2 separate regions of the Homo sapiens genome follow, and region 2 is linked to region 1. The links are chromatin contacts, found by Hi-C or POLR2A ChIA-PET in ENCODE. All regions are on one chromosome and are shown on one strand. Each heading gives the region's core, a stretch centred on a gene start or an enhancer-like site at or near the end of the contact. The rest is flanking DNA. Distances are from core to core; before and after follow the strand shown.

Evidence for each region. A loop is a pair of places that touch in the nucleus more often than their neighbours do. ChIA-PET counts read pairs that join two places held with the same protein, here RNA polymerase II (POLR2A). Pooled maps may share reads with other maps.
Region 2: a pooled map shows a loop between it and region 1 (1.8-fold over the local background). The contact joins two enhancer-like sites. A Hi-C loop is called at or near these places in 1 of 168 maps with a recorded cell type or tissue (endodermal cell) and 2 of 50 pooled maps. POLR2A ChIA-PET finds 5 or more read pairs at or near these places in 2 of 52 experiments (MCF 10A and PC-9).

The regions. Positions count from the first base shown.
Region 1 is chr22:43,292,109-43,295,525 of GRCh38, forward strand. All of the region lies in intron 3 of SCUBE1 (signal peptide, CUB domain and EGF like domain containing 1), which reads right to left. Among named protein-coding and RNA genes, the nearest start is that of SCUBE1-AS1, 18 kb to the left of the region's middle. RefSeq lists enhancers at 1,057-1,574, 1,635-1,929. Within about 2 kb of position 1,268, at least 9 of the 41 ENCODE cell types and tissues checked have a DNase peak (open chromatin) inside an H3K27ac peak, as active enhancers do.
Region 2 is chr22:43,375,949-43,379,642 of GRCh38, forward strand. All of the region lies in intron 3 of LOC105373053 (a long non-coding RNA gene), which reads right to left. Among named protein-coding and RNA genes, the nearest start is that of LINC01639, 23 kb to the right of the region's middle. Within about 2 kb of position 2,183, at least 6 of the 41 ENCODE cell types and tissues checked have a DNase peak (open chromatin) inside an H3K27ac peak, as active enhancers do.

The DNA.
Region 1 (3,417 bases), core at 18-2,517:
ACAACACGATAACAGGCTGGAGCACAGCACAGTGCCCCAAGGCTCTGTGCCCTGCAACTGATTTCAAAAACTCCGAGAATGAGGAGGTTTTTATTAAGAAAAGGCCCTGACCTCCGGCTGCCAAGATGGCTGTGGAAGGCTGCCAAGTGGTCTTTCCCACTCTCGGGGAGAGGCAGACCTCAGGGCCGACACTCATTTCTGACCAGAGGCCGCTGGCACAAAGGGCGCTATTGGCTGAAAACAGTCTTTATGGAGTTCTGGTCTTGAGCACAACAGCGTGTTTCAATTACCAGAGTCATAACCCCCTGCTCTGTCAGTTTGTTTAATGAAAGAAGGGCTTCTTAAACCTTAATGTTCCATGTCTGTATTGTCATTTTAATAGGCAAATATATAAAACCACAAAGGCGGCGTGAGCTACTGGCTGCTTCTAGCCAATCCCCGGTCCCTAACACACACACACACACACACACACACACACACACACACACTCTTCGGTGTTGAGCTTTTGATACACTTCTTTTTAACATAGACATCTTTTACTATTGGAACCAAAAGGATGTGAAAAGGTAAAGAGTTGGTGACCTGCACTGAACTGGGAGAGGACTTGGCTGTGGAGCGATTTGAGCCAGGTCCTATTTAGACTCATGGACGACAGACCACTTTACCACCTAAGACACCACACGGCTGCCTTTGAGGCCGACAGCGAGGCCATTATTCTTTGGCAAGCTCAAATGTCAGCCGTGTGGGCAGTCAGAGGAGGCAGGCAGAGCTCTGAACTCTAAAAGCCGCCAGTGGTTACAGCTAAAATGGTAGAAGTGGCCCTCGCTGAGAGGAGCCAGGTGATCGCACCATTCTGACTGGGGAAGCCTGGGGAGGAGGGAGAGGGACTATCCTCAGCACCTTTCTCCATTCAACAAAGCCTTGCTTAGGACCCCCTAGGGGCCCAGTGCCCATGCCACCTTTGCTGGGCGCAGCCCCTAGGGGTGGCGAGTGGTCGCCTCCCTCCCCTCCAAGCCTCAGCCATGTCTGCCCCTGGGGTCTGTCTCCAGCCTGCACTGGACCATGAAAAGCACCAAGCCAGGCCCCGTGTCCTACTCATCCTGCTAACAACACAAAGCAAACATCTGTGAGTGTTTATTATGTGTTAGGCGCAGGCCCACGCGATCCTCACAGCTACCTGGGTGACAGGTCATGTTATTGACCCCATTTTACAGATGAGGACACGGAGGCTCCGGGAGCTGGAGTAGCTTGAGTAGAGTGACACAGCACACCAGAGTGAAGGCGGGACCCAGCCCTGCGGTCTGGCTGCAGAACACGCGCCTTTGGCCCCAGGCTAAGCTGGCTGCGTCAGCGCATGTGCTCAGACCAATGCTGCGAAGAGCCGGCTGCTCCTCACACGAGCTGGAGTCCAGTGTCAACTTGAGCACGTGCACGTCAGCCCCAGATGCAGCTTGCCGTGAGGAGCATCGGGAAGGACCCAGCATTCCTGGGGTTAGTCCCATCTCTGGGCCTATAAGACCCTGTAGAGAACTGTGCTGGCATACACTTAACAATGGGACCTGGACATGGGCAGCTGTCCCTGGGACTCAGTTCGGACCCCTCTCATGTCACGGTTGTTACCTTCCTTCTCATGGTTCTCAGATTCCCTGCTCTGCGCCTTGGCTTCCCCAGCCCTATTAAAGGTCCGACTGTAAAGCAAACCAAACAGACACAGACTCTCAAATGCTGAGTTCCCAGTGCAGAAATGCTACCTCATCCCTGTCACGAGGAAGCTCCCTGGCGCCGCCCATCTGCAGCCATCTGGCCTGGCCACTCCTCACCTCACTGAAAGCTTGAAGCAAAGGGCGGTTGACGTAAGGCATCTACAAACCCTCAGTGACCTGGCAGGGCGGCTGGGCCTTGGGACAGGGCTGTTTACTCTACTAGGGAACAATGACTCGCCAGTGCTGATGAATAATGGGAAACAAATGCAGGGCCATGTAAACATGTCTTGTCCCCACTCCCAAGTGATAAAGTCCTGAGATGAAGCAGGTGGGAAGAGGGGGCTGCCCCTCTGCACCCTTTTCCCACTGCGGTCCAAACAGGCCTCACCCCCGGCCCCCGAGGAGGGGAGGAAATCATGGCTGCCAAATCTCTTGGGTGGCTTGAGGCCATGACCAGCATCTCTAGGGAAGGGCCTGAGGCCCCACACACGCCTCTTGCACCCCTGTGTCTCCAGCACTTCAAGTGGGCCCCACACTGAGGTCTGAAGAGCATCCAACTGCAGCAGCTGGGTCTGTGAGATGCCGCCCATGAGCCCAGGACAGACTGGGCTCACTTGGAGGCCCTGGCCAGGCCTGGCAGGGCACTATGAGAAACAGTACTTTGGCCCTCTCCAAGAGGTGCTGTGAGCCCAGCACACACCGCCCCATGGTCCCCCAGCATTTGGCACACTCTATTATGAGAGGTGTCCTCATGGAAAAGGGGAACCCACACCTGGGAGTCAGGCTCCCTGAGTTCTGCCCCTGTCTTGCCCTGTAGCCTGTGGGCGATGCCCAGGCCTTATCCCTGGGAAGTGCTCCCAGAGCTTGAGGGATTGCAGACTGCGTCCTCCAGGAAGTCCTCCTGGAATGCCTGTGGTGTGTGCAGCCCTCCTCCTTCTCTGCCCCGTGGAACTGACTGTCAGTGCATGGATGGGTCCTGTGTGGCTGGCCCCGTGTGAGAATCCCAGCCCACCCCCAAGCCCTCACACAGAGGTGAGCGTTGAGGCTGGGCGGGGTTGCCAGCCTCACTACCATAAATAACGGCAATTGCTGCCAGCGAGGCCCCAGCTCAGGCATTATCTTAATAAATCCACACAACAGCTCCACACCGGGGGCATTATTCTTATTATCCCTGATTCTCAGGTGAGAAAACTGGGGCCTGGAGATGGAGAGAGATTTCCTCAAAGCTCTAAAAGAGGCAGAAAGAGAACTGGAAGCCCCATGAATCCAAAGCCCTCCCTCTCCTCCCGCAGGATTCAGCTGTGAATGACGACCCTTCAAGTCCGATGGCGGTAGTGACGAAGGTTCCCAGGTGCTGATGCTTACAAACCTCCCTGGCCCCTCCATGCCCACCTCTCCAAAGCCCAGTGCTCAGCCTCCTCCTCCGTGTAGTCTTTCTGGTGCCCAGCATAATTCACTCCACCCCGGCTTCCAGGCCAGGCCTGCCTTCCTTCACTACTTCCTTCCTCTGCCCTGGACCAGAGGGCTTGCCTATCCTGTCCCCGCCCTGGGGTGAGGACAGATCTGAGTCTCCTTTATATCCTTGCTCCTAGCAGCGGGTCAGGCCAAGAGTGATTACTCAAGTGACAGGAGGGTAAATGGGATGGCACAGTTTGTGCTTGCACACACCAGTGCCAGGGAGCTCACTACCGCCAAGGGACCAGTCCCAGGGGGC
Region 2 (3,694 bases), core at 933-3,432, 85 kb after region 1:
GTGAGTGTCCTCAGGACAAGGAACGGTTCCAAATCCTGTCCAAGTCCCCTGAGTCAGCAGAGGACCCAGCCTCAATCAATCCTAGTTTGATGTTTTAGAAGACAAAACCAGGGTTGACCTTCCCCCAAGAGATCCAAGTTCAGACCCCAGTTCTGCTATTGGCTTACTGGAATTGGACAAATCATTTTATTTCTCTGCCTCAATTTCTTCATCTGCAAAATGGGTGTCTCCAGATTTCCTCACAAAGTTGACATGAAACAGTGCTAAGAAGATGTGCGTGGGAGCACTGAATGAGCATTAGACCCGTTTAGAACTGTTGGTGGTTAATAGTAATACTAAAAGAATGACTGCAATGTTAGTAACGGTAGAAAGAATACAGGACTGGAGGTCAGGAGAGCAAGGCTATAATCCTGTGTCTGCCACTGACTGTTTTTTAAAAATCATGTTATTTTTTATTTTTTTGAGACAGGATCTCACTCTGTTGTCCAGGCTGGAGTGCAATGGCACAATCGCAGCTCACTGCAATCTTGACCTCCTGGGCTCAAGCAATCCTCCTACCTCAGCCTCCGGAGTAGCTGGGACTACAGGTGCACACCATCAGGCCCTGATAATTTTTGTATTTTTTGTAGAGACGGGGTTTTGCCATGTTACCCAGGGTGGTCTTGAACCCCTGGGCTCCAGCGATCCTCACACCTCAGCCTCCCAAATTTCTGGGATTACAGGCATGAGCCAGTGCTCCTGGCCTAAAATTACTTTAATCATGTCTCTCTCTCTCTCTCTCAGATTCAATTTCTTCTACTCCTCCTCCTTTATCATCATCAACCTCATCATTATCATTATCATCTACTAAGCATCAGTACAACAATACAAACGCGGCATTTGTCATCGTGAGCACTTAGTAAGCACTAGCACTCTCTAAGCACTGTGATTATGTGTGATTGCCTATATAATTTTATCTGATTGCTGTGTTGACCTCACAAGGTGGGTTTTCTAGCATCAGTTTTACAGTTCAGCAACTGAAGGCTCAGGTCAAATGCATTGCCCAGGAGCACCCGGCTAAGAGGTGAAGAAGGCGTCAACCGCAGTGTGGTGAGGTTCACAAGCTTGTCTGTCACCTCCAAGCTTCGCTGTCCCCAGGGGCCTCTGGGACCTGCTGAGCTGCAATGCTTTGTGGTTCTTCTGATGCCTTCAGAAGGGGTATGTGAGACCACACGTTCAGGGGCTGGGGGGCTGCCTCCCGTTATAACTCATGAGAGTTCCTTTCTGACCCTCATTTTAAGTTCGTTTTACATCACGAGTGTTTTAAGGTTTTTGGTGTGTGTTTTTTTTTTTTTTTTTTTTTTTTTTTTTTGTAGAGTTAAAACACACTTTCCCAAGGTTGGCGGCTCAAATGTAGACTTTTAGACACTGTTTGGCTTGGCACAGCTTCCAAACGTCTCCCAGCCACTGTTGCTCTATATTTCTTTTTGCCAGGACATAGATCAGAAATAACTCAGCTGTGAAAAAAAATTATAAGCTTGCCGGCAGCCCGTGAAGGAGATGAATTGCTGGAGGGCTATTTTTCCCCCTTGAGTCAGAAGTGTGAAGGTAGGTGGGAGAAGGAGCAAGGTTTTGAAAGACCCATGTATATTTAGGGACCGGGATTGCTTCCATTTTAAGAAAGATGAGGGTTGAAGCATGCACGCTCCATCAGACAGTCCAGCGCTTTCCCTGCCAGGCTCTTGACGCCCGTCGGTTGGGCCTTCTGGTTAGGGCTGCTAAGATCCACAGGCCCAGCTTTGGTTGGTGTGATTCCAACTGGCAAGAAGCATTTTCATTTTGTGGCACGAAAACTTTTTTTTTGCAGGTCAGTTTTGAAGCTTTCTGTGACCATATCCTGGTTGAAATGCATTCCCCGGTACAGAGGGGAAGCTGTGATTAACAACGGGTGACGTGCAAATATGCTGCACGCATATAACAGCCATCACTCCATTATTCAACTTTCTCCATACATTTCTCCAGAGTCTTCATTGTTTCATGTCCACATCAAGGTTGAGAGCCCCTAACTTTCCCTTCCTCCTGGCCCTTGAAAAGCCCATGTAAGAGGACACACTGCAACAACAGCAACAGCAACCCACAGATACATCTGTGAATATGCTCTTGTGTGTGTTAAAAGAAAAGCATGGGCTCACGGCCAAGGCACACTCTGGAAAGTTCTCAGAGAGAGAGAGAGAGAGCTTCTGTTTCTGGCACTCTGCCAGATTCGATACCTTTAATCACTCCCCTGATTATAACCAAAATGCTGGATAAAATATTGTTTTAATCTTTGTTTTTTTTTTTACACATTGCTGAGTTAGCATGAAAGCAAGAAAGTTACGGATCTCCAACATGAAGCAAAGGTAGACGCCTTGGAGACTTGGAGCCTGTGTTTCCATAGCTGTGTGAGGTGCAAGGGACAGGAGATAAAGTCTGGGCTTCCCCCAAGGGGGGCTGTAATAGGAGACCTCTTCAAAGCCTGAGTCCAAAAGGTCTATGTCTAGAGTGTCAGAAAGAATGAAAAGCAAATCTCACCCCGCAGAGGAGAACAGAAAGGAAGCCTGCCTGCCCTGACCTTGACATTGGGTTGAGAGAAACATATCTCCACTGAGAATCTGTAACCACAAGCTGGCCCTCACGTGATTTTCAGTTTGAATTCCTGCTACTTGTGTGGTTTAAAAAAACTCAAGTTGAAAATTGAAACTGGCCCCTGCTTGATAGTACCCGCAGTCAGCTTGCAGAAGCAAACCTTAAACCTTCCTCGAGGAATTCAGCTACAATCTCAGCCTTATAGAAATGTCCACAAAGTCCCCAAGAAAATGAGCAGCTCCCAGTGAAAATTAATAAACTTCACAAGGAAGATAAGAGAACCAGCAGAAACAAGAGACAGTACAAGTGGAACCTTAGAGCTTTCAGATTTGAAATGATCACAGGCAGAATATACACTTAAAATAACTAGTTTTATGTTTTCAAACAATTAAAATTGAAGTTCAGGGAATAAGAGAGCATAAGGAACAACCAGGGCTGAGCGCGGTGGCTCACGCCCGTAACCCCAACACTTTGGGAGGCTGAGGTGGGTGGATCACTTGAGGTCAGGAGTTTGAGACCAGCCTGGTCAACATGGTAAAACTCTGTCTCTACTAAAAATACAAAAATTAGCTGGGTGTGAAGGCATGTGCCTGTAATCCCAGCTACTTGGGAGGCTGAGGCAGGAGAATGGCTTGAACCCGGGAGGCAGAGGTTGCAGTGAGCCGAGATCGTGCCATTTGCACTCCAGCCTGGGAGACAGAGGAAGACTCCATCTAAAAAAAAAAAAAAAAAAAAAAAAAAAAAAGGAACAACCAGATTTGAAAAAGAATCAAATAAAATGTACAGAAGTGAAAAATGTAGCATTTGAAATTTGAAATGAGCAGAGCGAGCAGCAGATTACACACAGCCAAAGAGAGGTTTAATAAGCTAGTAGAACCAAAGGAATTATCCAGAAAAATTAAGTGGCAGGGCCTAATGTACGTGTATTTAGAGTTCTAGAAGGAGCTAACAGAATAGGAGAACGGGCAATACACGAAGAGGTAATGGCTGATACTTTTGTGAAATTATACATAACAAATCTCAGATCCAGGAAGCCCAGTGAATCCCAAGCAAGATAAATAAAAAGAAATTCACATTTACATACATCCCA